Regions from separate parts of the Mus musculus genome. Here all the other regions are linked to region 2. Evidence: chromatin loops called from intact Hi-C (ENCODE). Cell type or tissue: heart. All regions are shown on one strand. Each heading gives the region's core, and the rest is flanking DNA. Links, peaks and the distances in the headings are about the cores only. Region 1 holds the start of Tm2d1 (TM2 domain containing 1). Region 2 holds the start of Usp1 (ubiquitin specific peptidase 1). Region 3 holds the start of Atg4c (autophagy related 4C, cysteine peptidase). Region 4 has its middle 11 kb from the start of Atg4c. Region 5 holds the start of Dock7 (dedicator of cytokinesis 7).

Evidence for each region. A loop is a pair of places that touch in the nucleus more often than their neighbours do. Peaks named below come from ENCODE experiments on the same cell type or tissue, not always from the same donor. Only the 100,000 strongest peaks of a DNase experiment are listed, where the experiment ranks them.
Region 1: a loop joins it to region 2, with 2.8 times the contacts of the local background. A loop is called at or near these places in 2 of 42 quality-filtered maps.
Region 3: it touches region 2 in a loop (8-fold over the local background); 21 of 42 quality-filtered maps call a loop at or near these places.
Region 4: it touches region 2 in a loop (2.8-fold over the local background); 21 of 42 quality-filtered maps call a loop at or near these places.
Region 5: a loop joins it to region 2, with 3 times the contacts of the local background. A loop is called at or near these places in 4 of 42 quality-filtered maps.

The regions. Positions count from the first base shown.
Region 1 is chr4:98,379,733-98,385,816 of GRCm38, reverse strand. Tm2d1 (TM2 domain containing 1) reads left to right here and starts at 2,552. Exons shown (of 7, transcript NM_053157.2): 1 at 2,552-2,747; 2 at 5,126-5,199. The coding sequence starts at 2,581. In heart, for the core only: a CTCF peak has its summit at 2,622; a DNase peak (open chromatin) is centred at 2,566; H3K4me3 peaks cover 1,413 bases; H3K27ac peaks cover 866 bases.
Region 2 is chr4:98,920,695-98,926,778 of GRCm38, reverse strand. It overlaps Usp1 (ubiquitin specific peptidase 1), which reads right to left and starts at 2,969. Exons shown (of 9, transcript NM_001301414.1): 1 at 2,536-2,969; 2 at 105-343. The coding sequence starts at 274. In heart, for the core only: no CTCF peak of the experiment used is centred there; DNase peaks (open chromatin) are centred at 3,428 and 4,528; H3K4me3 peaks cover 4,147 bases; H3K27ac peaks cover 3,436 bases.
Region 3 is chr4:99,191,334-99,197,417 of GRCm38, reverse strand. It overlaps Atg4c (autophagy related 4C, cysteine peptidase), which reads right to left and starts at 3,484. Exons shown (of 11, transcript NM_175029.3): 1 at 2,966-3,484. In heart, for the core only: a CTCF peak has its summit at 2,027; a DNase peak (open chromatin) is centred at 3,287; H3K4me3 peaks cover 1,819 bases; H3K27ac peaks cover 1,215 bases.
Region 4 is chr4:99,179,478-99,185,561 of GRCm38, reverse strand. No RefSeq gene overlaps it. Among named protein-coding and RNA genes, the nearest start is that of Atg4c, 11 kb to the left of the region's middle. In heart, for the core only: a CTCF peak has its summit at 2,716 (motif pointing right); DNase peaks (open chromatin) are centred at 3,311 and 4,441.
Region 5 is chr4:99,118,357-99,124,349 of GRCm38, reverse strand. It overlaps Dock7 (dedicator of cytokinesis 7), which reads left to right and starts at 3,425. Exons shown (of 50, transcript NM_001369286.1): 1 at 3,425-3,625. The coding sequence starts at 3,588. In heart, for the core only: no CTCF peak of the experiment used is centred there; DNase peaks (open chromatin) are centred at 3,379 and 3,879; H3K4me3 peaks cover 2,432 bases; H3K27ac peaks cover 1,570 bases.

The sequences.
Region 1 (6,084 bases), core at 411-5,410, 540 kb after region 2:
GTGAAGTAAGGGGGGGGGGGGAACATAAGTGAGGATGCAATGAGCTCTCAGGGAAGGGGAAATAGAATAGACTTCCAGGAAGGATTGGGGCAGGTATGGAATAGGAGTGATGAGGGTCGGGGAGAAAAGACTGGGAGAAACTGTTGGAATTGAGATGTATTTCAGGGTCAGCTAGAAACCTAGTGCAATGGAAACTCCATAAAATTTATGAGAGTAACTCTAGCAACACCTCCTAGTCAAGTAGGACATGGATCCTGAGCAGGCCATCTTCTGTAACCCTCAAGTGGAGGGATTTAGGACACCAACCCAGTCACAAAACCTTCAAGCTACAGTTTGTCCTGACGTGAGAGTGTTCTGGGACAAAAGCCTAGCATAGTTGCCATCAGAGAGATTTCATCTAACAACTGATAAAAGCAGATGCAGAGTCCCACGGCCAAACATTCGGCAGAGCTCAGGAGTCCTGCAGATGAGGTGGGAGGAAGGGACTAGAGGCAACAGGGACACCACAAGAACACGATCCACAGGATCAACTGACCAGGATTTATGGGCACTTACAGAGGTCAGGGAGCCTGTAGGAATCTGACCTAGGTCCTCTGCACATAAGTTATGGCTGCGTAGCTTGATGTTTTTGTAGGAATCCCAGCAGTGGGATCCCTGACTCTTTTTTCTACTCGTGGGGGAAACAAGACATACTTTCCTCCTACTGGATTGCCTTGTTCAGCCTTGATCTGATATGAGCTATGTGCCTGAATTTATTGTAGTTTGTTATGCTGTGTTTGGTTGAAGTCTCTGGAAGGCCTCCTCTTTTCTGAGAGGAGGCAGAGCAGGGGCAGGATGTGTGTGTGTGTGTGTGTGTGTGTGAGAGAGAGGGGGGGGGTTGGGGAGAGAGAAAGAGAGAAGACTGGGGAGGGGAGGGAAACTAGTTGAAATGCAATCTATGAGAGAAGAATGAAAATAAAAAATGAGGCTTAAGTTTCTATCAAATTTAAATAATGTAGCAGCTATGTGATCATGGTAATTTATGTGATCATGAGACTGCAAAACAGAGAAGTTACTTTATTACAGACGTAAGAGGCTTGTAAGAGGAAGTGACACATCATCAATACTTTAATACATCATCAATTCAAGAGTCAATTTTCTGTCCATGGGATGCAGGGGACTATGTCCAGGGACTTGTGCTTGCTAGGCAACTCTACCACTATCCCAGCTCAGGAGTCAAAAGTTTTATAGTTTCATTGCTGTCTTACAGAATCCTTTTAATTCTTTTAAATTTACATATTGTGGAAGAGAATAAAGATAATCACTAAAGCCATAAAATAGATCCAGTAATGGGATTAATCAGCAAAGCATCAGCAGTTCTAAGTAATTGTTTTAAATCTGTATTAAAATTGATACACAGATCAGCAGTATTCTTGCACTCAGCAGGAAACCATCTAATTCTATCATAATTTCAATAATCCTGAGGCACAGAATTGCTTCCTTTAGTCCTTTGGGTTTATGTTGTATTTTAAAAAATCACTAGAACATTCTGAGTCCAAGTAGTAGTTAAGTGGAAAGGTTCTTTTATCATTGTGTAAGATGTATAACTGATATTCTGTCTTTTTCAATATTTATTTTTATTTTATGCATGTGAGTGTTTTGTCTGCTATTTCCACCTTGTGGGTCCCAGGGATTGAATTCATTTGTCAGGCAGAGCAACAAAGGATTTTACCCATGGAGCCAAATATGTGCATAGAGCTTGAGAAGGCTAGAAGGGGACCTTCAATCTGGAACTGGAATTACAGGGCTTTAGCCAATACATGGGTGCTAGGAACCTAACCTGGTTCTCTGTAAGACCAGCAAGTGTTCTCAACTCCTAAGCCATCTCTTCAGCCCAATATTCTGTCCTCGAACACTTGTCCACTATATAATGTCTACAGCAATCTAGAATTGCACTTGGGTCACTTCTAGATAGTCTAAATCTAAATTCTTCCAACCCTAGGGAAACCCTCATCCTTTAGAGCCTCCAGGATCAACACTGGTGCCCACCAGGAGCTGGGGCTCATCAGAAGGAGCAGTTTCTGTCTCCTTGTGAGGGTTCTCAGGGAAGCTACTAGAGAAGACTCCCAAACGTGTATTTTTTTATATAATTATTCAGTTTTTTAAAAAGTGTGTGTGTATGTGAAAATCCGTTTTTTTTTTTCCATCATGTGGGTTCCAGGGATTGAATTTAAATAATTTTCAGGCTCCGGAACAAGTGCCTTTACACTCTGAGCAGTCTCCCTGGGACATGGGCATGTTTTTATTATTATTATTATTATTATTATTATTATTATTAAAGTTTCCATGCTTGCTTTGGCAGTACATATACTAAAATTGGAACGATACAGAGATTAAGATGGTCCCTGCTCAAAGATAACAAGCGAACATATTTAAACAACAACAACAACAACCCTCGAAAACCTCGCTGATGTAGCTGTGCCAAGTTATCCTAGGGAGTAGCCTTTAGAAGCCCTAAGCTGCGCCACGGTTGCCAGGCCCCTTTAAGGCCCTTCCTTCTCTAGGAGGCGGAACCGGAAGCGCGAGGACGCGGTGCCCAACATGGCGGCCGCCTGGCCCGCGGGTCGGGCTTCCCCAGCGGCGGGGCCTCCGGGCCTTCTCCGCACCCTGTGGCTCGTGACGGTCGCCGCGGGACACTGTGGGGCTGCTGCCTCTGGCGCTGTCGGGGGCGAGGAGACACCCAAGTGTGAGGACCTCAGGGTGGGACAATATCCTCCGGAAAGCCGCCGTTCTCAGGCGGTCAGCTGGACCCCGGGCTGTGGGATGGGGACCGTGGCCTCCGCTGTGGCTCTAGTGACCATTGGACCCCGGGAGGTGAGGAGGGCTGTGGGGACGAAGGGCGAGCACCGTGGGCTTTCCCTGGACCGATCAGTGGTTGGCACTTCCTTCTCCGATTGACCATGGATTTTACCGGCTTGCCCACTTACTCACACACACACACACACACACACACATCTAGGTTGTGTCCCAGACACAAAAGATGCGAAAATTGTTCGACGCGTTCCTGAAAGTTTGCAGGTGTTGAGGGAGACAAGTAATTACTAGTGAACCAATGCATGTGTCTCACTTGTCATTAACGTAACATATATCACCTACAGCCATCCTCAGATGGCTTCACTTTGTGATTTTAGACAACTTATTATTATGTTTTAAAATTAGAGATCCTCTTGGATGTTTTAAAATGTAATATTTGTATTAGTTCTTTGTGAGAATTTCACCCAGTGGATTTTGATCATATTCAACCTCAAACTCCTTCTACATTGTCTTCCCTCCCACTCCCCCTTAACCTCGACCCCTACCACACACACTTAAAAAAAAAAAAGAAAACTAACACAGGGAGTCAGATATGTGCTGTTCATATCTACAGTGGTATGGGGCTATTCGCTGAAGCATGGTTGCCTTACCTGGGACTTAAACCTATGACTCTCTAACTTAGCAGCCATCAACTGGCCATAGTTAGGGGTGGGGGCTTTTGAATGAGCAAATAATTTAAGTCTAAAACATACTTATACCAGTGACTACCAACTTAAGGGAGCATTTATGCTAATTTAATTACCACAACAGTTTCGTTGGGTGTTTATTTACAGATGAGAAATCTGATTTAGGAATGGGTGAACTGTCTTATTACATTAGCGCACCGCAGAGCAACAAGGTGAAATTCGTGTTATACTCAAAAAACTATGTTTGAACAAAACTTTGGGTACTGACACAGTGCCTCAGACATTTGTGTACAGATCCTCAAACCTGCAGAAGCAAGAAAGAGTCTTAAGAAAAATCTTACAATTAAGAGAATCTGCCAGGCAGTGGTGGCCCAAGCCTTTAATCCCAGCACTCGGGAGGCAGAGGCAGGCAGATTTCTGAGTTTGAGGCCAGCCTGGTCTACAGAGTGAGTTCCAGGACAGCCAGGAGAAACAGAGAAACCCTGACTTAGAGAGAGAGAGAGAGAGAGAGAGAGAGAGATCTGTGAGTTAAGGAGAGCATGCATTAGATTTGCACAGATTACCTCTAATTTGCTTTGCCAACCCCATTATGCAGGGAGTTGCTGACATACTGAGTTTATCATTGTCTTAGGAAAGATGAGAGTGTCCTTCTAAGAAGTATTTGAGCTGATTATGAGCTATTGAACCCTTGTGAGAAGTGACTGAGCCTGTAGAACTCTGGTGACAACTGAACATTGCCTTAATGACAACTAACTAAAGATGACCTTTCCAGAAGTGATTCAGAAGTCCAAATAAGGGTCCACCTGTGACTAGAGACACCCTGTATGCACCATACCTATCCCATTGCAGTGTGAACCATACAATCTTTGGACAATAAAACTTAGAAACATTCTTATTGTTCTAACATCTATTCGAGAGTGGTTTTCAGTAACTTAAGATCCTACTGGAGCCACTGACCACAGAGATAACAACTACAACAGATGCACAGTATCCCAGCTTTGAGTCAACAGATCTGATTTGGCTGCCTGTCACTTACATGACTGGATAAGCCACTCAAAGTTAAACACTCAGCTAGTGCTTCTGTGGCATAGGAATAACAATATCTTCCTCATCTGTTTGTGTTACATGGAATTAAGTGTGAATTAGTTGAATCCAGAGCTCTGGAAACTGATCTGTTTTTAAAGTTAAAAATAATTTGGTGAAGATTTTTAATTTGATGCTGCTTTCTGTCTGTTCCCGGATTGATATTCTTCGAAGATGGCATCATCTGCTAGAACTTTTGATAGAAATTTATTTTATGACTTCTATACAATAATTTAACTTTCAACTATTTTCTAGGGAACACTAAAAAAGTGTATTTGGGTGTTTTGTTTTGAGATAGGGTCTCAACATAGCCCTGTCAGACCTGGAACTCATTCTGTAGATGATGACCTTGAACTCGAGAGATCTTCCTGCCTTTGCCTCCCAAGTGCGACTAAAAGCATGCACCACCACAGCAAGTTTAAAAGTGTAATTGTGTCTGAGTTTGTTGATTAGTACAAACTTAAAGCCTCTCTGTACATGTGAATCAGTAGGAGTATGTAAGACATTTAAAACATAGTGTTTTATGCTAGAAATATAATTCAAATTTCCTTAACTTTTTAAACATATATTTGTAAAGAACCAAAAATAAATGATGCTACGCAAGAACCAGTTAATTGTACAAACTACACAGCTCATGGTAAGATTTCTAGAATCATGTCTTTGAAATGTTTTATAAAATTTTACCTATTTCAAGTAACAGTGCATGACCCCTAAGGGTAATTAATAAATGTGTTTTATGTTGTGTTAGATAATATTGTTCAGTTTTTAGAATAATTTAGATTTGGAAATTGATTAAAATTGTCAACATTCAATTAATTAGTTGGTTAACTAACTAATTAATTTTGTGCTTGTGATTGAACCCAGGGGTCCTTGCATGCTCCTGCAGAGTTATAACCAGTGTCACTATTTAGGTTAAGAAACAAGTTTTCTTAATTATATAATCTGGGGTGTTTTTATGCATATTTATTGTATAGCATTAGAATCTGTTATATAGATCATGCTTTTAAGTTTTTAATTAAGTTTATGTTTAACTGATTTATAAAAACTAACTGTTGTATATTAGTTGTCTGATAAAATGGTGTGTGTGTGTGTGTGTGTGTGTGTGTGTGTAATACTTAAGTCAGGATAACTGTATTTATCCCTGTATTTCCTTCTGCTTCCCAAGCTTTGTTATAGAGATATAAATACAGTTATTTAGTTAGGTTTTGTGCTTCTGTTTTTTTCTTTCTTTCTCTCTCTCTCTCTCTCTTTATTTTTTGGTCTTTTCGAGACAGGGTTTCTCTGTGCATTCCTGGCTGTCCTGGAACTCACTCTGTAGACCAGACTGGCCTCGAACTCAGAAATCTGCCTGCCTCTGCCTCCCAAGTGCTGGGATTAAAGGCGTGCGCCACCACTGCCCTGCCTTCTCTCTCTTTTTAAGACAGGGTGTCGCTGTGTAAGCCTTGAAATCACAGCGATAGATCTTCCTGCCTCTTCCTCTACAGTGCTAGGATTAAAGATGTGCCCTAGTATGTTGTCTTAG
Region 2 (6,084 bases), core at 469-5,468:
CAGCTACAGTGTACTCATACACATAAAATAAATAAATCTTTAAAAAAAAAAAAAGAAAAAAGAAAAAAAAAGAAAACGAAATACATTTAAAATAAAATACATACATCTCAGATCCTCTATATTCAGAAGTTTTTTCTTCATTTTCTTGAGAATCAGTAAAGTCTAAGGCTCTTTTAGTTTCCTTTTTCTGAAAAAACTTCAGAGACAGTCTGTTTTTCTTGGATGGACTGCCTCTTGAAAGCCCATTACTTTCACTAGGTATGACGCCAGGCATTTTCTTTCAAAATTGCAAGGAGTTGACGAGAATTAACTTATTGAAGGAAGCTGTAATCACCAATTAAATCTATTAATCACATACAAAAAGATTTCATTAGTCCCCAGCTATCATATGTAAGTGACAAAATTAGCAACTATGAAAAGATTTACCAAAAGAATGGAACAAATCAGGACATCTTATTTCAAAACCTAATGCCTGACAGTAGACACTTAAGAGTTTATTGCTTATCAATGGTTCTCAACCTTCCTAATGCTGTGACCCTTTAATACAGTTCCTCATGTTGTGCTGACCCCTAACCATAAAATTATTGTTGCTACTTCCTGACTGTAATTTTGCTACTGCTATGAATGGTAATTAATGTAACTATCTGATATGCCAGATATGAAATCCCCTGTAAAAAAGGTTGTTTGACACACTACTGGGGGGTCTTGACTCACAGGTGGAGAACCACTGGCTTAAATGCCAATGATACATATATGCATGCATGCAGACACACCCGCACAAACTTCCTTTAAAATTGCTACTAAATTCTTATTACCATAATGTGGGTATACATATGCATATGTATGGGTATGTGTATATGTACATGCATTAAGAGCCATATCTCAAAAATATCCATTTACTAAAATCATTCATACAATAAGAAGCAAAAACTCTGGGCCAGTGAGATGGTCCAGTGGGTCAGGGCGCTTGCTGCTAACCCTACCAACTTGAGCTTAATCCCAGGGACTCAACTTCTCAAGTGTGCCCTCTGAACTTCCTGTGCACACCCATACACACACAAAGTTTGAAAACAATAGGCTTAAGCAAAATTTCATTTTCTATATACAAAAATAGCAACTGAACAATGGTAAAAATCAGGAATGAATAAGAAACCAAAGTAGTAGTGGGGACTACAGTCTACAAGGCCACTTGTAGTCAATGTGAACTACACATACAAAGCTGGAACAGAGGTCGGAAAAACTTGCCCGTCTCATGTGTGCTAAAGATTACAATATACTTTAGTTTTCCAACTATGCTCTGTTTTGAGACAGGGTCTCCCAGTGTAGCCCTGGCTGGCCTGGAACTCAAAAATCTACCTGCCAGCCTCTTCTCCCCAGTGGGAAGTCCTACGGCCAAGCTACACCCAGCTCCAATTGTTTCTAAGCTATGTGACTAGAAGTTTCAAGGTAAAACTTTAAACGGGAGCGGGGGAGGGAGGAAGAGAGATACGGCAATACCTGTGATACTTTATAGAAATTTATTTTTTATTTGGAACATCTAGAAGAAAGATAATCCTTCTATTCCAATATTCCAAAAATATGAACGAGTTTCAAATATAGGTACCCAAGTAGTAAGTAGTTGAGGTACACACAAATTGATTCAAACTCTACCCCTAAACATTTCACCCCAGTTCACTGTACACTGCAGGGAAACCATTTCTGGGAACCAACTCAGGAAAAACTGGACAACTGGCAAAATTTCCCATCTTATCTGCAACTTAAATTTTTGTCTCTTGGCCCCTTAAATGTTCTTGATGAAATGACCTGTTAGGAATGATAAACCAGCCTTCGCAAAACTGTCAGACTTCCCCCAAGCACTAATGACTCCGGAAAGGTGTCTTCCTGGGAGCCAGTGAGAGAAAAGTCATCAGCCAGCTCAAACAGCGGCCGTCATCTCGGCCAGCCACCCAATCTGGGACCCTCTAAACAGCCAGCCAGCACTGATGGTCACCAAGAGCGCGACACTTTCCCGGGTGCCCAATCTTATGTTCTCCACGTCCCTTCTCAGAGCTTTCAGTCAAAAAAGCCTCTCCAGAACTATAACCCAAGCTTCGCACAATGAACTTAGCCCTAAGTCTTCTTGACCAAATGACACCGTGAATCCTCAGTCCCACTACTTTTCAAATCTGTGTACAATGATAGGATTCAACTCTTCTTTCAAGAAAAACGTGAAACAATAAAAACAAACTCTTGGGCGCAGGGTTAAGACACGTGGCGCCGTACACACTTCTGGAGAAACTGTAAGTCAAGAAAATGCGCGGTAAAATTTCGCAAGCCCCGACCCAGGACACTGCGATCACAAACATCTCTTCTCCCGGCCAGCCTCTCCCATTACGAAAGGCGTGGGCAGAGGGGCACTTGGGTCCTGGGTGTGCCACCCCGGGGGTCGCCGCGCCCGCCGGCAGTCCCTCGCAGCGCAGCCCGAGCCTAAGGGGCCCTCCCCACCGTCAGCACCTGCCGCGCAGCCCCGGGCCCTGAACCCCGGGCGCTCCTTACCCGGTCATGGCCCTTCGCGAGTCCGCGGCGCCGCCGCCGGGGAGACCAGCCGGGCAGAGTGCGGGCGCGACAGGTGAGCCCGGCCGCCGTCCCGGGAGAGGGATCGCTGGTGGGCGCCTCCCGCGGGGGAGTGACCATTCGTCCGCGGAGCGGGAGCCGGGCCGCCGCTCGGTCCTGCCCGCCGCGGCACCACTACATCCCCGGCGCAGCCCGGCCGGGAAGGCTACGGGCGCACAGCGGTGGCGGCGCTCCCGAGCCGCAGGGTCCCCGCACGGCCGCCGAGGGGGAACTTGGCGCGTTTTCCTCAGTCTCAGGACCCCCGCGAGTGAACCCCCGCCCGCGCCAGCGTCGCGGCTGGAGGTGGCGTCCACGGAAAGTGCCGGTTCTCCTCTCCACGTTGCAGAGGCGCGAAAGGCGCGAGCCGCCGCGCGACCGCCCCTCGCCCCCGGCACGCTCGGCTCCGGAACCAGCTGGAACGGTAGTTCCTCCCGGGGCCTAACGGGTTCTGCAGTTTAAACAGCGCAGGCAGCGGCACGGGCAGCTCGCGCGGGTCCTCGCAGAGGCGCGCGCTGCGCAGGAGGCCGGGCTGGCGCGCAGGAGGCTCACTCGCTCGCTCACGCCCTCTTTTTTTTTTTTTTTTTTTTTTTTTTTAATTCTTTTTAAACATTAGCACTCGCGAGTTGAAGGGGAGGGAGCTTACGGGTCGGGAGATGGGACAGGGAGTGACTGGGACAAGCCCCTTCCTCAGGTGCTCAAATGCGCCAATCCAGGCTGAACAATTTCCAAAACCTCATTCCTCCGCCCCACCAGGAAGAGCCAATCAAAAAGTACCTATACGAATAAAACAATTAGCCGGCAGAGAAGACAGTCTGACCAATAAAAAAAGTACAAGGAACGAGGCCCAGCCAATCCCGGGAGAGCATACGGCGCCCTGGAGCGGCTCTTTGCAAGCTCATTGGCGCTCCAGTGCGCGCTTTCTCTGCCGAGGTTAGGGTTCCGCTTTCCGTTTTGTTAGCATGGGGAGGTGGCGAGCCCGGAGGGTGTGGCTTCTGGGCCGAGGCCCCGGTGCAGGCCCGCCTCTTTCTTTCTTTTTTTTTTTTTTTCTTCCCCCTCCTGGCGTGCCCTCTCCGGAAGGGTTACCAAAGACGCTCGGAAAATGGCTGATGCGCTTTGCTAGCTGCTCGGCGCCCGCTGGGCGTCCAGTTTACCGAGGAAGCCGCGGTCCACCCTATCTCAAGTTGTGCGTTAAGAATGAGCACTGCCTTAGCTAGACAGTGCACAGCCGAACGCCTTGGAGCCTCGGGTCCTTCTCCCCTCTCGCAGGCTGCACAAGGGTTTTAGTTCTCAGGCTGGTCTCGCGGCTGGAGCTTCAACGGGTTCTGGCGCGAGCCGGTACCGAATGACCCACAGGCAGCCGCACAGCCTCACCCGGTTTGGGCTTGGTTCTGTATGCTCTGTCTTTTGTGAGATGATCTCACAGTGCGGTACTACAGCTGATGAGAACTCAGTACAAATCCGTTCAAGTGGGGTTTTTTTGTTGTTTTTTAAATGTCCACTGTGTGCGTTGCCCTGTTTAATGCCCATCGTGAGTTGGTCTGTTGAATGGCCACGGTGTGTGTTGCTCGGTTTAGTACCCACTGTGTGCGTTGCCCTGTTTAGTGCCCTCCGTGTGTGTTGCCCTGTTTAATGCCCTGTTGAACTATTTTCAGCATGGTAGGGATAACAAGCGAAGGGAATGTACTCCATGATCTACAGTCTACTGAAGACCGAAATTAAACTGGTGATTTGAAATAGTGTAAATGGTAGATTTTTTTTAAAAAGGTAACCGTTTGGTCGTTTCGATGGGATAATGAAGACTGACGTTTCAGCAGACAGTTCCAGGAAGTGTACTTTGAATGGCATGGAGGGGAGGTCCATTTGTGGGAGAAGATGAGCTGCACATCACACGTGTCCATAGCACCGGGAGCTTTAGAAGCTTGGTGTTGGAAATGAGGACAGGATGCTTGGATAATAGGGAGTCTAAGTACGACGGTAGGAACTGTAGTGAAATGGGCGTATGTGGGAACAAGCAGGATGCACAACTTTCCAGGGTCAGCTGGCAGCCTGAGGAGTTCCTGTCAACTTTTAGGGACCTTCGCCCGGTCCAAACTGGGATTCGTGGCTTAATTCCAGAAACTCATTTTCAGACTTGCCAGTTTGTGAAGCAGATTTGGAGTTTAAAGATACTTTACTGTAGGGGCAGGGAAAGATAAACTACGAAAACATGGCTGTAGTGGAAGGATCCCAGAGAGACCAGTCCAAGAATGGGCACAAACTCAAGGGACAATCGAAACTTAAAAATAATAATAATTATAATAATAAAAGTCATTTATAGGATTTCAAAGTTTCTATTTCTAAAGGATTTCTAAGAAACCTAAAATGAGATCATTGGATGGTTTCTAGAAGGCTCCTGACAGGGTTGGGGTGGGTAAAGTAACTATCCAGCCCTCAGAGATACGAAGAGTTAGGAAAACAGAACTAAAAGTTCATTTAAGATTCTTAGGCGATGTCTAAAGAAAGGAATGAGGCTCTACTCAGCTCTGTCTCCACACTCCAGCCTTAAACCTGGGTTACTGTTACTTTAGCATTAAATATCTTTGTACCAATATCACTGTGTAGGCAGCCTTACCGCAAATGAGTTGGAATTCTCAGCCATCAGAGGCTGACCAAGGGGCTCTCTTCCCTGTCTAAGTTCCTTCTCATAATTCCCCCTTCTGTCCTGTTAAAGCTCTTATTAAATTCGCTGAGTAGCATTGAATAGTACATTGGAACTAGTAGGTAGCAGTGCTTATACCATAACTTGTGGTGGGGGAAAAAAAAAAAGCTAGACCTCAGAGCACAAGCAAGAAGAACCACGAAGAGGATGATTCAGAGTCAAGGACTGAATGGTGACTTGAAATACAGTGACAGTGGAAATGCTAAGCTGGTAGGAGTCGCACCAGGTACAGTGGTGCACACCTGGAATCCCTCACCAAGGAGGCTGGGGCAGAAGAACTGCCAGAAATTCAGTGGGTTGGCATGCTTTCATATATTGAGATATAGGTGTTGTGGTGTGTTCCTATTATGCAAGCACTTGAAAGGCTTAGTCAAGAGACTCGTGAGTCACAGCCCATCTTGATTACATAGAGAGACCCTGTCTCAGGAGGAAGAGGAAGAGGAGGAGGACGACAGCCACCAGGGTTCAGTGGGTAAAAGTTGCTTTCTGTGAAGCCAAACAACCCTGAAACCCACAGTAGAAGGATAAATCCATCTTCCAAAAGTTGTCCTCAGACGACACAAGTGCTGTGGGCTGTGCCTGTGCTCACATTTATACAATAATTTTTTTCTTTTTTTTCTTTTTTTTTTTTTTTCCGAGACAGGGTTTCTCTGTGTAGCCCTGGCTGTCCTGGAACTCACTTTGTAGACCAGGCTGGCCTTGAACTCAGAAATCCGCTTGCCTCTGCCTCCCAAGTGCTAGGATTAAAGGCGTGCGCCACTACCGCCCGACCCCATACAATAATTTTTAAACAG
Region 3 (6,084 bases), core at 346-5,345, 270 kb before region 2:
CAGGTCAATCTACAAGTCACCTACCTGGTCTACTTCTTCAAACCTGACAACCAGCCATCCTGGTCTCTAGGCTGCTAGCCCATCCCCACACAACTCAACAGCAAATACATGGTACACAGGTCCTCTCCCCAACGGCTCTCAGATTCCTTCCATTCTCAATGTAGTCACTTAGGACTATGCAGCTCAAGCACTTCACATCTGAGCCCTTGCCACTGCTTCATTAAAAGTGTCTTCTTTGAGTGCAGGCATTGTGTACCTGCTAAGTGCATGGCAGCTGGCGACATGAAGCAGCCCACTGCTGTCTTTCCAGTCTCTAGCCTCTACAGTTCAGCTTTAGGGATCTGTTCACTTAATGCTTCCTTCCACCTGCAATTCTTTCCTCGTAACTTTTACTTAAAGCAATTTCTGCCCATTACTTAAGATAGAGATGAAGTCTCATCACAGGATGGTAGATGATAGATAGATGATAGACACATAGATAGAAGGATACATAGATGTTAGGTATGGAAGGATAGCTATAAAATAGATGGATATACAAACAGAAAGGTACATAGAAATGGATAGATATAAAATGGCCCCTTAGCACCCATATTTGCTGAGCTGATGCTCTTTAAGCATCCCAAGATAAAGAACAAATCTTTGCAGCTTTCATGCATGGAGAAGCATCAAAAAGACCTGGACTTGGGGCTGGAGAGATGGCTCAGTGACTAAGAGCACTGACTGCTCTTCCAGGGTTCCTGAGTTTAATTCCCAGCAACCACATGGTGGTTTACAACCATCTGTAATGAGATCTGACGCCCTCTTCTGGTGTGTCTGAAGACAGCGACAATGTACTCACATAAGAAAGAAAGAAAGAAAGAAAGAAAGAAAGAAAGAAAGGAAGAAAGAAAGAAAGAGTTTCAAAGCATCGATAATAATAGCTTACTGCGTTCATATAATGAGGAGATGATGCTTTGAACTTATATAGTACAAAGATGAGCCATGGAGGCAAGGTGGTCTCAGTGAAAGTCATCATTTCATTAAATAGTAAGAATTCAAGAACTGCCTAGTAAGTGACTAAAATCTCAGGAAAAAAGTCAACTTGAAACTCAAAACTCTCAGGAAAGTATATTTAAAAATTATGTAGTTATGTAGCTAGCTTCTTACCTTTTTTCCAGTAAAGAATTTCATGAATGAATTCTGAAAATGAGTATGTTGGGTTTTGTTTGTTCCTGGAAGTCATTTTGTTTGGTTGGTTGTTTGGTTGGTTGGTGGTTTAGTGTTTACTTGTTTTGTTACGTTTGGAGACAGAGTTTCACTCTATGGCCCAAGCTGACCTAGAACAAACTATGTGCCCCAGCCTGGCCTCAAACTCATGGAACTCCTCCTGCATCAGCCTCCTGAGAGCTGGAATTACAGGCACCCACCAATTCTAAAATAGTATACATTTATAATAGCAAACATAACTGAATGTATTTCAGATTGATTAGAAATAATCCCAACTCAGAAGCATATGTTTTAATTTTATTGATAGTTACAGACTGTATCTCTTAAAGAAGAATGACACACGCCCATAAACCCAGCACTCTGGACACCGAGGTGGGAAGAAAGAGTTGAGTTAGCCCAGGTTGTGTGGTTAGACTGTTTTAAAACAAAACAAAACAAAACAAAGAAGTATTAGAAACACTGCAACACAATAATTAAAAAGGCAGCTGGGAAAGTCACTTAAATTACAGGGTTCCCAGAAAATAAGACACCAAATATCTCTGTGTATAACATTAGCAAATAGCAATACAAAAGCATTAACCAATTCTATCAGACTACTAAGAACAAAGCTTCAAAAAAAGAGTTTCACAAAACATTTTTCAATATATTTGTATCCAGGCTAAAGAGTTAGCTCAGCAGTCACCAGCACTGGCTACTCTTGTGGATGACCTTGGTTCGATTCCCAGCACCCAAGGTAATCATCAGCAATTCCAGTCCCTAGAGATCACATACCCTCTTCTGACTTCAGGGGGCAGCAGGCATACCCATGATGAACAGACATATGTGTAGAAAAACACCCACATAACAAAATATTCTTTTTAAAATATATGTGCATCCCCTTTTATAGAAAAAGCATCAATTAAGGGGGCCTCTAAACTCATTTTACTAATGTAGACAATCCCTCACATTGCCCAGTTTTTAACTTCAGTTCTCAAATTCTTATGGCAGGTGAACCAGTTAATTAGCTTCAGACACTAGACTAATTAGAACTCTTCCCTAGTTGGAAAAATAAAAGCTTTATCATTTGAAACTCCGAAAATACATTTCAAAACCTTTCCAATCCCTCTGGGCACTTCCAAAGACTCATAATCTAATTAAAAGCCACAAGCAGCAGGCAGGAAAGATCACTCCTTTGTGTCTATCTGCTATCAACTGACACAAAATCAATTCCAAACTCCCAAGGGAATGTAAGGTCAGAAAAGGTAAACAAACAGAAGGAAATCTTCACCTAAGTAATTCAAAGATTAAAAAGCTATAAAATAATACAGTCTTAGCCCCGAGGTCGCAATGAACCTCGTGTGGAAAAGTAATCAATAAAGATAACAAAAATATACGACAAAAACCCTAAGAAAATAAACTCAAGCAGAGTTATGCTGAGCTGACCCAGTGATGTCGGGTCATCGCACGGAAGATTGTAGTCTGAGTTTCCAACTTCAATAACCCTCAGATGTGGGTGGGCATGTGAGAATGAGCAAAAGCCGGTCTATGAAGTCAGCGTTATTAGCACAGCCAGGGTATATAATGCTACAGATTGCGGTTTCAAACAACGAAAGGGGCAACGGGGCTACAGACGGACAGATTGAGATCTAACATTTCCCACACATACACTCTTTTTGTTTTAAATGAAGAGAAACAAGGAAGAGTCAATGGGATACGGCGGCTAGGGAGAAAACCTTTCCTGGTCAAGAAGGGTAGAACAGCCGGCCACTGGAAGGCTTACAGTTCAAAGGGCGAGGAGGAGTCGTCAGAAGATAACCCTCAGGAGGAAGCAGAATCGAGAGAGGCTCCAAAACCCTCCAGGAACCCAGACGGTTGGCCACGGGTCTGCACCAAGGGCAGGGCCGCCCCCAGAACCGGCCATTCGTAGACTACAAACACCAAGCTCCAACCTTCTCCACTCCGCCAGCCTCGAGCCGACCCCTCGGCGACACGGGACTGGATAACTGTACAGCCGCGCAGGAGTCCCCACACCAGACGCGCGTCGGCTCCAGCAGCCGCTCCGAACAGCGCGTACGCACCGCAGGACGTGCGGCCCGCGGCCCCGCGCGGCCACCGTAGCACAGCACACCGAAGCCTCCGCAGGCCGCGGTCCTGCAGGAAGCCCTGTCGGAGACCCTAAGCTCCCGGGCTGCAAGCTCAGAGCCTAGAGCAGTTCATTTGTGAGGGGCAGGCCCAAGTTAGATTTACAGCTGTCCCTCGTAACTGTAACTACTGGACTTCAGCTACTACCCGCCACGCACGGTGAGCGTCTGCGGTTTCGGGACTACAAGATCCAGCATGCACAGAGCTCTGGGTCCTTAAAACCAAGCCCACTTGGATTAAAAGACTAACAGTCTGTCTACTCCAAGGCAAGCTGTGGTATGGGGTATTGATTACATCCTGGTGGAGCATTCAGTTTTCACATTCAGATTCATGTTAAGAATTACAGTACAGGACCTGCCTTTAAAAAAAAAATCGGGAGAGATATACTAAATGATGTCAACATGTAATTCTACTAATATATTGTTTTCAGTAACGCAGACTGTTGGAGCAATACATAAGAAATAAGAGCAGAAACTACAAGGGGGAAAAAAATCAACAATCTCTGCTACCAGACAGTTAAACAGTTAAACATCGAGAGAATGAACGCCTTCTGGAATACAAAATATGTTCTTTGAATTTTAACTGTTTCACGATTAGAATTGAGTGGCGTTTTATTTGAAGATAGGGACTTGCAATACAGCCAGACTGACCCAGAACTCATTATCTTCTCTCAATCCCCTAGTGTTGGAATAAGAGATCTGTGCTAGGACGCTGGGAAAGTTATTTCATGTTAGTCTCATGAAAACAGTTGCCTAGAATTAATTACTAGAGCAATTTATTCACCAGTCACATGGGCCGGACAGGGGTATAACAAGACAACAAGAGGGTCATTTATTAGCATAGATAACAAGGTATCTGCTCCTTTGTCTGCTTGGATAGTTTGTTTCATATTTTGAAATGCAGAACACTTTCTGATGACTTGGAGAGGAGATAGCACAGATCTCACAAGCTGTCCTTCTCATAACTTCTATAAGGACTTGTATGAGGGTTCTCTAAGAAGCAGAACTGATAAGAGGAGTGTATATTAGACTTGCTTACAGGATGTGGTCCAGGTAGTTCAACAATGGCTGTCTCACACTGAAAAGGCCAAGACTCTGGTAATTGGTCCATGAGGCTACAGGTCTCAGAAATCCCATTCTGGCACTTGGATCCTGGAAGATTCCTGGAGCACTGTCTTCATTTCAATTCCAAAGAAATTGGATTTAGTACTGGCAGCAACTGGACAAATAAACTTGCCAGCAAAGGTGGGGCAAATGGATGTAGAACAGTTTCCTTCCTTTTTTTTATTTGGACTGCTACCAAAAAAATGTGGTCTAAATTTAGAGTGGGTCTTTCTTCTTCAAATAATCTGATTAAGAAAACTCCTCACTACAGTACCCAGCAGCTTTGGTCTGAATTAATTCTAGATGTAGTCAAACTGACCACCGAGATTTACCATCACACATGTGCTACCAGAATGGCTGTATTTTAATTTTTTGTCATACTATATTAACAAACCATGAGAACCGAGGCTTGGATTTATATGCTAACTATAGAAAAGTATGGTATATTATATGTATACCACAAGCAGAGGCTTTCTGCAGATTTATGGTAAAACAAACTTTTTAATTGGTTAGAAAAGGAAACGGTAATGCCTTACATTTTTACAGTCTCACAAGGGAGTCACAGAGGGACTTTCTATTCTCTAACACTGGCAAGGAATCCACTACCATATAAACCCCTTTCCGACTCCAGTGTGCTAAATTATGCAGTACAAGCAAGTAAATATTTAAAATCTATGATCATGGAAAAGAGTCTGCTGCTTTTCATACTCATGCACCAAACTGGAATTGCAGTGGGAGAGAACATTTCCAGTAGTGACTGGGTGGGAATGCTGATGAACTATAGTTAGGGGGAATGGGATTCACTGGTGTTTGTGGTAAATAAACACTAAGTTACAGTGATATTAAGGAAGCTTTTGAAATATGCTTCATTTCTGGTAGACATGGTTCTAAAGCAGTTTTAATGTTCAATTGTGTAAAGGAAGAGGGGTTTAAAAGTACATAATTTATGTAACAGACTGCTTTTTAGAGATTCTTAGAGCTGCAGCTCCCAGCAGTAGTCTTGCCTGTAAATGTGTCTTTGTCTACTTCAGCCACTTGCCATATACATAAGAGTCAAAACTGGACAGACTGCTCATTTCAACAGATTAGGGACAAAGCACTTATTAGCTGTTCCTGGAGCAGGGGTAGAGTTGATAATTAGGAGATAATTAGGAGAAATGTCAAGGGGAAAGGGCAGAGAAGAGAGCTTCCGCTTTTACAAAGTTAAAAAAAGTGTATATAAACTTGACTGCGCAATCAAACATTTGTTAAATTGTAACCCTTTATTAGCTGATCTACCTTCTAAAAGGCAAGAACTGCCTTTTGAACCTTTCTGTCCCTCAGGTCCTAAACACTGTATTTTGTACAAACCAAAAAATTCTCAAGAGTTTCTTTGTGTGCACAACCATGCGAGAGGCTCCACAGCATCCTTCTCATTAATACTGTTAACTCTTGTTAATGTGCAGGTTTTAGTGTTGTTTTGTTTAGGGACAGGGTTTCTTGTAGCACAGGATAATCTCTGCCTGAGTATTTCATTGAAGGGGCAGTATGACCAAGGCAACTCTTATGAAAGATTTAGTTAGGGCTGGCTTACAATCTCAGAGGTTCAGACCATTATCATCATGGCCAGCAGCATAGCAGCATACCTGCAGACATGGTGCTACTGGAGAAGGAG
Region 4 (6,084 bases), core at 557-5,556, 260 kb before region 2:
TCGTTTTTGTTTTAAGACAGAACTTCTGACCCTCCTGCCTCTACTTCCTGAGACTAGGACTACAGGCAGGCAGCACCACACTCAGTCCATGTGGCCCTGGGATCAGGCCTAGGAATTTGTTCACACCAGGCAACACTCTTCGGGGCCACATCCAGAGCCCATCAGTAGTACTTTAAGATTCATTTTGCTAAGGGCTCATTTTGATGGCTTGAAACAAGAATCAGTACTAGGGTTCAAGTAGGTCAGTAATGTGTGCTACATGATGGATATTCCTTCCCAGAAAATCACCAATGGGCTATAAGTCCTAATCTGTATTTCAGATTACCCAAACACCAAAGCGTTTGGGGTGGCTCTAGCTATGTGCAAGGTATCAGGCTCTTTCTGGATAAGCTGCCGGGATCCCTTCCAGGGCAGAAATGGGAGACATTCTTCTGATGGTGTTCTCTATAGTACGGCTGCGTGTCATGGACTTGGATACCCAGGAGGCATCACCCAGAATCACCAGAGGACTTCTATTCAGAGTCTGGGTATCCAGATGCAGGAAAATGATTGCCACGGGACTGCTGTTGCCACCATCTGAGTTTCGCCTCCATCAGGCTAATCATTAAAGGCACTGTGTGGGTGTCTTTCTGGAACAAGCACTCCCATACCAGTGGGAAGGAAGAGAGGAGAGTCACAGTGGACCAAGGCCAGGACAGCTCCTGAAACACTTTGATCCTGGGTCCAGTTCAGTTTCTCATTTTATACTTTAAAAGCACAAGGTGGGACAGGCAAGCAAGCCAGATTTTGAGAAGCATACGTGACAGCCAGCAGGGTGTTAAGGGCGATGACCCACTGTTTCTGTTGTTTTTCCAGGTCATTCTGTTACAGGTAGCAAGGGTAGTCGTGCTTGGCAGATATTCAGTCCAAACGGTGCTTTAAATAAATCACTAAATAAAAAACATAAATCAGAATTTAATCATTGATCTTTTCTAACGTATTCTATTTCAACATAAACCAATGAACACAAAATGGTACGTAAAAGCAGTGGCAGAATTTAAATACCAAGGAAATAAAGCTGCCAATCAACGGGTGAACTAATGGACTAAATACAGTTTCTGTCAGAGGAAACATAAATACCAAATAACTATTTTTCTAAAGTTCAAAATCGCTTGTCAGTGGGGAAATGAAAAATTAAAACTACTTTGTGCTACCACCTCACCCCAGTCAGAAGGGCTGTCATCAAGAAATCTGACAAGAGATGTCAAGGGGGACATAAAGAAAGAAGAAACGTAGTCACTGCTGATGGGATGGATGCAAATTAATACAGCCACTAAGGAAATCGGCATGGAGGGTCCTCCGAAACATCAAAAGGGCAACTACCATGTGACCCACATATCCCACTCCTGGGTAATGGCTGAGAGAACTCTGTATCCTACCATAGAGAGATGTACACATCGGTGTTTACTATTGCTCAGTTTACTGTGGCAAGGCAGTGGAAGGAATTAAATGTCCATCATCGACGACCAAATAATGAACACCTGCTACAGTTATAAAACAGAACATAGGGCTGGAGAGATGGCTCAGCGGTTAAGAGCACAGACTGCTCTTCCGAAGGTCCTGAGTTCAAATCCTAGCAACCACATGATGGCTCACAGCCATCCATAATGAGATCTGATGCCCTCTTCTGGTGTGTCTGAAGACAACTACAATGTTATTTTTAATAAATAAATAAATAAATAAATAAATCTTTGAGAAAAAAATAAGATAAAACAGAACATTATTCAGCTCTAAAGAGAAAAGACCCAGGCATGGCATGGTGGCACACAACTTTAATCTCACAGATGAGGAAACTGGCTGGCTGAGAATGAGTGAGTGGAGACAGTTTGATCCACACAGTGAGCTCCAGGCCAGGCAAACCTCCATCCACAGTGAGACCCCTGCCTCAAAACAAAAACAGAAACAAGCAAACAAGAAGGCTTGAAAGGGTTTCAGGACTGGAGAGACAATGAACAATAAAGCATATGCCACTTTTCCAGAGGACCCCGGTCTGATTCCTCGTGCCCACGGGATGCTTCACTTCCAGCTGTAGCTCCAGTTCCAAGGTATCCGCTGCTGACCACTGCGGGCACCAGGCATGCGAGTAGTATACATAACGTGCATACAAGCAAAACACACATAAAATGATTGAATAAATCTAATACAAATCTTAAAATAATGTAACAGTTAAGAAAAGATTGCAGGAAAAATGGATGGAGTTAGATTGTACGATATTAATCGAGGTAAACGTCACCCGTTACTCATACGCAGATCCTAGCCTATAGTGTGTGTGTGTGTGTGTGTGTGTGTGTGTGTGTGTGTGTGTGTGCGTGTGCGCGCGCGCGCACGCGCACACGCTTTACATGAGACTACAGTAGAACATTTTGGAAGGAGAGCAAGCATGGGCAGTGTTGGACGACAAGGAAGGACAGGAAGCAGCCAAGGACACGTGAACCACGAAAGGATAGCAGCTAATTGGTTTTCTAGTTTTAACTCTGTCACAGAGTTTTCTTTCAAGCAATTCCCAAGCATGAATCTACTTGTCATAAATTGGGACTGATGTATTAATGGCACCCTCCTTAATTATGAAGCATAGTGCCAAGTTTCCGTGGAGCAAGCTTCCACTGAAGTTGTGCTCAGTCTCCTTTACTGGAGAACAAGCAAGCAGGCATAAAACCCCAGTGAATTAAACCTATTTCACCCAGTGGCCAGTAGATGGCGATAGTAACTTGATATTTGATTTTTCAGTTCCTTCTAAAAGGAACTTCTAAAAGTGTTAAAAAAAAGAACACTTTTTTTTAAAAAAAAAATGGAGTAGACCTACTTCTGCAGGAATTATGGAATGAGTTAGCCTATATTCAAATAAGACTTAACATCCACAGTAATAAATTCACATATAGAGGTATCTGTTCTGTCAAAAGCTCCATATTTTAAACTTAATATTGTTAATAGCTAATAAAATAGTTCTGAGACCATTTTTAGCTGGGACCTAGAATTTCAATTGTTTCATCTGTCTGTCATAAATAAATGGATTCTGTGTGTGTGTGTGTGTGTGTGTGTGTGTGTGTGTGCATTAGCGTGGGAACGTGCCGGTTCGATTTTTATTATTTCCTGCAACATTAGACCCCTCAACTTATTCCATAGGTGACCCTAAATCTTGGATATCCCTTCAAACATCAAGATAATCGTTCGGGCCCTTGTACCCATTTCATTGGTTTCGGTTGGAGGCTGTACTCAGGGAGGTCACAGAACCTTGAGTGAGACGCCAAGACAGTTCCCACGGGGAGGCTGACCTTGGAGCCAACAATCCCAAGAGCTGAGGAAACAGTGTCTACTACTCACAGTGCTCACTGGTTTTGGCATGCCACCAAATCCATTTCAGACTGGCCTTTGAAGAAGAAAATGAGATTCAAGGAGAAGAAATTAAGCTGGAAAGAAACCCTAAAGCCAACTGGAACCCACCAGTCAGCTTTGCCATGGAATTCTTAATTCCATTTTCCATATAGACTGTCTGAAATTGGGGTTCTGTCCCTTGTGACCTCCTGGTTAGCGCTCGTACTGTCTGAAGCAAGCAGAAGCAAGCTGTGGGCACTGTTTTCTGGCTCCAGCACCTGTCACAGTGTCTGTGTTACAAGCAATTTGTTTTCACACCTGTCTCTCTAACTAGACTTGCAAAATCCCTTCGGAGACTGTACTTGATGCATCCTATCTCACACATCAATAGCAATGCAAAAATGAACGTAATTAGTAAGCTCTTACTGAATTAATACAAAAATGCAAAACAATAAACAGTGCCTGAGCATAGATTTGGAGCTCACAGATTGCATAAAGAAAGAAAAATACAGTCCAAAATTGACTTTACAGGCACAATTCTTGGGTTCTCAGACTTCACATTTCTCTTAGCCTGATCACAGTTATAACTCAACCTAAGATCCTCAGATTCAATTTATTTCTCTCTCTCCTTTACTCTCCTTCTGTCTAATATAACTGAATTCAGAGGTGGAATGAACTTGCTGTGACTTCTCTTGGTTTCTTTTCTTTGATTTTTCTGTTGTCCTTAAACTCATAGGATAGCCAACCCATGCTTTCCGTTTTCCTCTGTACTTGTTACACAAGAAGAGAAAGACATCTTTGGGAGCAAAAAGCTGTCTTCTCAGAAGCTCCAACATATGCATTTTTGCATCTAATTAGTCTAAAATGATTAATAAGGTCAAGGTAAATTCACCCAATGGGTTGGCAAATTGATAATTCAATGGGCCCAGTGAAGACAGTCTTCCCAGGGCCTGCTTCTGGAACTGAGTATGACCCGTGACTAAAATTAGGATAGGGTGTTCCACAAATGAACATTGGCAGAATTGACACAAGGATCAAAAATAGATTCAGGACAGCAAACATAACAACTGTAACAGAAATCAACGCTGGGGTGGACGCCAGAAGATTCTGACACAAGCCCAGCAAGAGACAGCCAAGCCCTGGGCAAGAAGTCAGTAGAGTTCATAGAAGTGGCCAGACTCAAACGCTGCTCAAAAAACGGGTGGATGGTGCATGATGCCTAGCTGGCTGGAAAGCTGGAAAGTGGTTATCAATCACAGATGACTCCAAATGGGAGTTTTTTTCTTCCAGGCGGACACAGTTAGCCTGAGTTTTCAGATGTACTAGCCTGGGTTTTTACAGCATTGGCTAAGCTAACCTAAAGAGCTCTCACTGGTTCCTATGGAGGTTCTTGGTGTTCCTGCTGTGACACACTGCTTTTCTCTGCCACACTCCTTCAAACATCAAGTTCATGTCTGCATCAGCTTCTTCATGCACTGTACTAGACAAGACTAACTCAACAACACAGTCAAGTTCGAAATTATTTTGAAGTAGTTTTTGAAGTGTCAGAAACTGGCTCCTTTACAATAGGAGACACAGCTGGGGTGGCTGCCCCGCGGACAATTCCCCTGTGACCCTTTCCAGCTAGAGATCTGAGATGTCGGTTCAACCTCCGGACTCCCCGATAGTCACAGGGGTTCAATGTGGTGTTTGGGCAGTTGGGGGGCATAGAGTTCTTTTCTAAACAGTTTTCAGTTTGAAGCGGAGGAAAGAAAGTCACAGGCTGGGGGGTGGGGGTGGGGTGGATCCAGCAGTGAGAGAGCACTGATCCAGCATGCTTGAGGCCTTGAGCTCAAGCCATCAGTGCATGCTCACACAACAAACCCAAGATCAAGCCAGCTGAGAAAGCCAGCATGGATGAACCGGGGCCCATGAAATCCTGCCCGAGTCTGAGGTACTTGATGAGGTGTGGGTAGGGAGCGTCAGTTTCCTTCAGGGTTGCAGCCCCTGCAGAGAATAACCATGCTCCGTAAGCTGCCTTTCATCCATGCACATGAAGTTGGGAAGGAATAGTGGAAGCGGAGGTTAGGAGAGAAATTGGACGCGAGGAGATGGAGGGGTAGATGTAATCAAAATACATCACGTGAACGTGTGAAATTCTCAAAGCAACAACAACAACAACAAAAATCATTGAAGAAACATACTCAGAAAGGAGCAGGTCACTGGAACGTCGGTGACAGGTGTCATTTATGTCCTGGATACTGTCATCACTGTGACCAGATCTGTCGCTGACCTTTCTGTAATCTGATCACGTGCTCCGCCGAAGCTGAGATCTCCGGTGCCTGGCACATGACTCCAGGCTCCGGCTTATTGTAGAGCTAGAGACTTGATTCGAAGGAACAACGACAGGGCCCAGCTTTCTGTGCCCACAGGAAATAATTTTAAAACCGGACAGAATGGGCCTCAGACCCTGGTCCTGAAGCAGTAAGTCGTCACTGATCTCTAGGCAGAGAGAACAACACGTGAGCTCCGTGACCGCCCGGTTTCTCTACTATGACTCAGGAATTGGGAACCCCGGTAGGGCCTCATATTTTCACTGAGCTCAGGGTCTGGGAGGGCTGAGGTAGCGAGAATCTGAGAATACGTGCTGCACATCAGAGAGGAAATTGCTGCCTAGAGGGATTGGCCTGAGACTTACTGATGTCTCCCTCCCACTTCATTGCTCAGGGAAGTCTGAGTACTGTGTGTGTGTGT
Region 5 (5,993 bases), core at 994-5,993, 200 kb before region 2:
CATTACATTTGCTAGGTGTTGAGACAGTGTGAAAAGGGATAGGACTAGGCAAAAGCTTGGACATAGAGCCCAGCACTAGTTCGACTTTGGGACTGCAGTGAACCTAAGTATATGCTCCAGCCCTTCCTTCCTCTGGGCCGCCCCTATGTGGCCTTGACAGAGGCTCTTGGGGATGGCAATATATATTCATCTTATTGTATGGATTGGTAGTATTTCCTAAGGACCAAGTTTGAAAAAAGAGCTGTGGCTTATGCTACCCAAAGCTGAAGGAGAATACATTCTGCTTGCAAAGTCAGAACTGTATCTCATGAGGCAAATATTCCTTGTACAGTAGCCTCAGAGCCCTGAGCATCCCCTAACCCAAATCCTCACTGGTATTGCAATAAAAGATAGGACACAGAACTCATGGGACTTTTCCTGCCCCCCCCCCCCCGTACCGTATTCCTGGGTCTTCTGTTTGAGGGCCTTTCAAACACTTGCACATCTAATGGGAAGACTGTCCTGAGCGTTTCCTGCCCCATTAATGTACACTTTTGAGGCTACTCTTGGGAAAGTGGTTTTGGCTCCTGCTAAATTGTTTTGTTGGCTGGAGCTTGGGTCCTGAATGCCAGCCAATAATCAGACTACTGACATTTCCAGAAAAGCAAGGGTTAAACTCTGCTCACTTCACACACTGCCTCAAATGCAGCAAGCAGTCTAGGGGGGAGTACCATGATTTCTAAATTACAAAACTGATGCTAGATGTACTCAGCCAACTTCCTAAAGTATCCAGCCTCACCACTGAACACACATCATAAGTGCATAAGAATTTACCTCTCCAAGACGATTCCCTAACTCTTTGAGGATAGAAATAAGTCTTAATTACATTGTATTTCCAGGAATGAACATGTACATTGACTGACTGAAGGCCTGTGTCAGGTAAGACTAAATAATATTATCCAATTCAAGATAGCTGAAGGACTGGCGAGATGGCTCAGCGGGTAAGAGCACTGATTGCTCTTGTGAAGGTCCTGAGTTCAAATCCCAGCAACCACATGATGAGATCTGATGCCCTCTTCAGGTGAGTCTGAAGACAGCTACAGTGTACTTACGCATAATAATAAATAAATCTTAAAAAAATAAAAAGATAGATGAAAAGAAAAAAGGAAGGAAGGAAGGAAGGAAGGAAGGAAGGAAGGAAGGAAGGAAGAAAACTCTGAACTGAATAAACAAAACCCCTAGCAAAGTCCAGGGCTCATGTCATATAAGGGGCCATAAGGAGCTCACCTACAGGATTTTTGCTCTCTTCATTGCTCTGTGTGGCTCTGAGTCCAGAAGAAGTTAATGATGTGAAGTCCCTGGTTCATGGTCCTGATGCTCTTGGCTTGATTCATGTGCCTAACCTGAGGCTGGTCCATTTGTCAGGACCAGATCACCCCCCCCCCCCACACTCTTAAAAATATCGGTGAGGTAATCAACTCCTCAGAGAACAGGGGACTGAGATGCATGTACATGCATGCATGCCTGTAAAGGGTTGTGGGGCACATAAACACTGGGCAGCCAAAGCAATTCTATTTTCATTTCCATTGCTGAGGTCTGTGTATCTTTCCTTTAGTTTGGATCTCTACGGCATATGGGTACTGGCTCACACTGGACTTGGTTAGTTGCAGGACAGGTCTTCCTGAGGTCAGGGTCACACTTCCTGTGTGGAGTCTTCCCCAGACTCCATTTCTCCGGGTACTTTTTTTTTTTTTTTTTGAGCCGCTTGTTCCATTCCTACTGTTTCCAGTAAGCTTCACAGTGCATGCAATGTCCTTTCAGACTCTTTGGCAACTAGTGAGTCATGTATACAAAGAACTATTCAAAGCAAAATGTGCTCAGTCTCTAAGAGAGTACTGAGAAGATGTTTGTCAAGCAGAGATAAAGGCCTACAACATCTGCCTGGGAGCATGAAAGCAGACAAGCCATCCAGAGACTCTGAAGCACCAAGGACAAAGTCAAGTATACCATGGATATTGATAACACCTGCGAGGAAACTGTAGCAGCTAGGTAGGTACCCACTGCAGCCCAGACCCCACACTTAGACCTTGAATTCAGTGCATCTTCACACTATGCTTGCAACTAAGTAACACTGTTCCGGTTGTTTAAGTAATTTGCTCAAGGTCACATGGGGAGGAGGCAGAAAGCAACTGGGTTTCTATCATGAACAATGGAAAGGTCTGGAACAGTGTTACAGCAAAGTTAGACTTGGAGCAGCTGTATCTTTCCCCATGGACTCAAATATTCTGAAAACAGAACCGCAGCTAGCTCACATTTGGGCTCTAGCATACCTGCATTTAAGTACATGTTAAATATATACCCACCTCGAATGGGCTATCCTCACCGTAAACCAGTGTTTTAAAGGCATCCAATCACCTGGTTCAAACCCAGGTTAGGGTACAGACGGGAAGTCCTGGACCCACTTAATGAGTGCTTTCTGTTCTGTATGACTGGGCAAGTGACCAGGCTTCAAGCTGAAGGTTTCGCTATGGTGAGAGACAATCTAACACGCTCCACAAGGATACAGAGGACATTTAGTAACTGCAAATAAGGTATATTAAATTCTTAAAACATTTAGGAGGGAAGGTGTCACAAGAAGCCAAAGGATTTTTCTTAGTTTCACAATTTCAGAACCCAATGCATTAGAACAAGACTGACACAGGTTCTATTTATAGAACATCAAAAGGATGGAAAACAGTTCATCTGATGGATATGCATGTACGCATACATATGAAATGAGAATGCCAGAGTAACTGTAAAGGACTCACAAGAGAATTCTTTACAGGGATAACTGTTCTTGGAGAAAAGGGCCTGGGCTCTGGGTCTCACGTTCACGGGAGGAGCTTGCCATGTGTGACCAAGGGCAAGTCACAGCTTCTCTGAGACAATTTTTTTCTCTCTAAAATGGAGCTAAATCTACTTCAAAGAGCTGTTGTGGAGATTAAGTAAGATCATGCGTGTAAGCTTGGCCATGCACCACAAATCAGCGATTATCACACCACCTTTGTGGGAGAGTTCTTTCTACAAAGAAGAGCCATTGTTTCTCCAGCTAGACCCCACTCACGAGGTCGGGGCGTGCAAGAAAGGTGCTTTAAACTGCCTGGAGTCAGGAGCTGCAGGAACCAAGCCGCAAGGCCCTTTCCATTTCCTAACCTTCCCTTTGGGGAAAGCACAGCCCCGCGCGCGTTCGGCGGCTACGGTCACGGCCCCGTCGTGGGTCTTCCCGGTCGTGGCGGCAGGGCAGCGAGGGCTCGCGGCCCGGTTCCACACCCGGCGTCGCATCAGCTCCCGCGGGCTCCGGCGGCCTTCCAGCCCGGCCTCCAGCCGGGATTGGCGCGCGAGGCGAAGGGGGGTGGCGGGGGCGGGGGCAGAGAGAGGTTCCTCGTGCGCGCCTCCTCGGCGCATTACGGTACCCTGGTTCCGCGCTCCAGCGGCCGGCCCAGCCTCGCGGTGGGGTCCGGAGAGCCGACGGGCGAGCGCGCGGGAGGGAGCGCGAACGGGAGCGCGAGGAGGAGGAGGCCGCCCAGCCCCGCGTCCAGCCCCGCGTCCAGCCCCGCGCCGCCGCAGCCATGGCGGAGCGCCGCGCCTTCGCTCAGAAGATCAGCAGGTACGCGGCGGGGAGCCCGGCCGGGCCCCCGGGGTGCGAGGGTGGGTGTGGCGCGGCCCACGGGCCTTGCCGCGCGGTCCCGGGCCTGCAGTCCGCGCCCCGCCAGGCCCGCAGGGCGTGCGGCAGCTCGGCGGTTCTTTGTGTCCGCAGTCGCGTCCTCCCCGGCGCTCCACGCCCACGCCCCGGCTCCGGGCGCCCCAACAAAAGGAACTGGCGTGGAGGCCACGGCGCTCACGCACCCGTCGCCACCGCTGACAGCACCCCGGACGCCCCGCCCGCCCCAGCGGCTCCGCACCCACGCCTGCACAGGCACACTGAGGCCGCAGTGCAAAGTTATGGGCTGCGGGACATGGGAGCACCCCACTTACCCGTGGGCTCGGTGGGCGTTCTTTCTCTGGCCCCAGAGGAAGATGGATGACCCGACCCGCACTGGGCTTTATGCGTGGGCCTAGGAGTAAACCACCCACCGAGGATAAGGTTCCCCAGCAGTTTACCTCCCTGTCCAGATAAAAAAATGGAAGGATGTTTGTAGAATTTAGCTATGGGATGTACTTATGGATAAGGAACTAGGCATTGTTTGTTTGTTGTCTCATTAAAGCCTTATTTCTGCGACTTAGGCTTAAAGAAAGGCAACATTCAGATGAAATTTTGTGATGGCTGTATATATTTCTGTGGTTCTGAATCTTTTTAGCTTGTTGATATTTGTAGAAGGTTTTTGGATATGTTGGAGAAAAGCTTTTATTAGTTTCCGGACCCCCACAATGTTAAGGCTTTTGGGACACTTTTTTTTTTTTCCCATTTAAAACTAACATCTCATTGCATCTCTGTCTTTGGCTAAGATCAGATGTAAATGAACCCTTTTTGAGTTTTAAAATATGTATTTCATATTCTTCTTAAATAAGTTCTTAGGAATATGGGTGCTACTGGTAGACTAAGATAAATTACAATACTGAGTGTTTTTAAAATCGGGACCTTCACCAGGTTGTTGAAATTCTCTTGCATGTTAGTTGTCTCATCTGAAAAATGGTAATAATGGTATCTAGCTTATTGGGTTGTCGTGAATTTTAAATGGTCATTTTTTTTATAAAGCACTTAATAGTGCATTGTCCATATTATCATTGAACATTTGTAATTGGGATTGGAAAGTATGAGTTTTTGTTTTGGGGTCTTAAGGCATGCCATTAAAGGACACATTTTGTACAATTCTTTTAAATAGATCTTAGAGTTTATATCTCATAAAGTAAGTACACCCTTGAGGGTAAGGTATGAAATATAGATAGTGCCTCTTCTCTGTGAATGGAGATATCAGATGGAACTAGTCTCAAGACAGAAAACAGACTCTGTTGTGGAAAGCAGCCTCAAACGTGAGTCAGGCTAGCCTTGGAAGTTACAAAATCAAGGCAGGGAAATGAAGCCTGTGCTGTTGCAGGAGACGTTTAGGTAGACATGGCAGTGATGAGTGATTGCGAGTGGAAGTTGAGGAAGAGTGGGGCCATGCGCCTTTCCTGCCACCCAGCTTTCCAGCTGTGCAGCCAGCTGAATGATAGAAGGACATCTACTCATATCTAGAGCTGTGCATAGGAGGAAGTGGTTTCCGAATTGGGGATAAGATTGGATGGAAGTGAGGATTCAGGTGTAGACATCTTGGCTTTGGGGGCTTATATAGCATTAAGTGGAGACATCTATTAGCTTTTTGGTACTGGCTTGAGACGTAGGAGAGAATGGGGACCTCGAATTCAGAACCATCAGGAAGTAGACGATGAGTGAAGCCTGAGATGCTGATAGGGTCATAGAGAGAAAACCAAGGACAGAATGCTGTGCGCAGTTAGTAGGTATCTATTATGGATGAGTATGGGTCCTCCTTGTTACTGAGTATCATTAAATAAGACTTCTGAAGAAACTTACTGAGTATCATTAAATAAGACTTCTGAGGAAACCGGAGCTCTGCTTTTAAGTTTCCTGCCAGCAGAAACAGCACAGTGTTTCTGGGGATACACTGGGGTTGACAGCCTGGCCCTGCCACCCATTGACTAAACTTGACCAAGTTACTTGATTCCATTTCTGTTTGCCCTAAAAGTGGCGATAATCCTAGAACTTTTCTCATAGGGTTGCTATGAGGTTAAAGAAACTAATGTGCTTAGAATAAAGCCGTGTGTGCAGTAATGCTTAGTAAATAGCAGCTATTTCATTTTTGTAATGTATATGAAATGAGGCTTAGTACCTTTTCTTCAGAGTGACAGTCTTTTCCATAATATATGCATATATGAAATTCATTGCTCTGTGAAAACCTACTGCTGTGTGAAAAAAAAATCATGATGGTCTAGAAGTCTTTATAAAGAACCATGCTAGTCAGCTTTTTCTGGCTGAG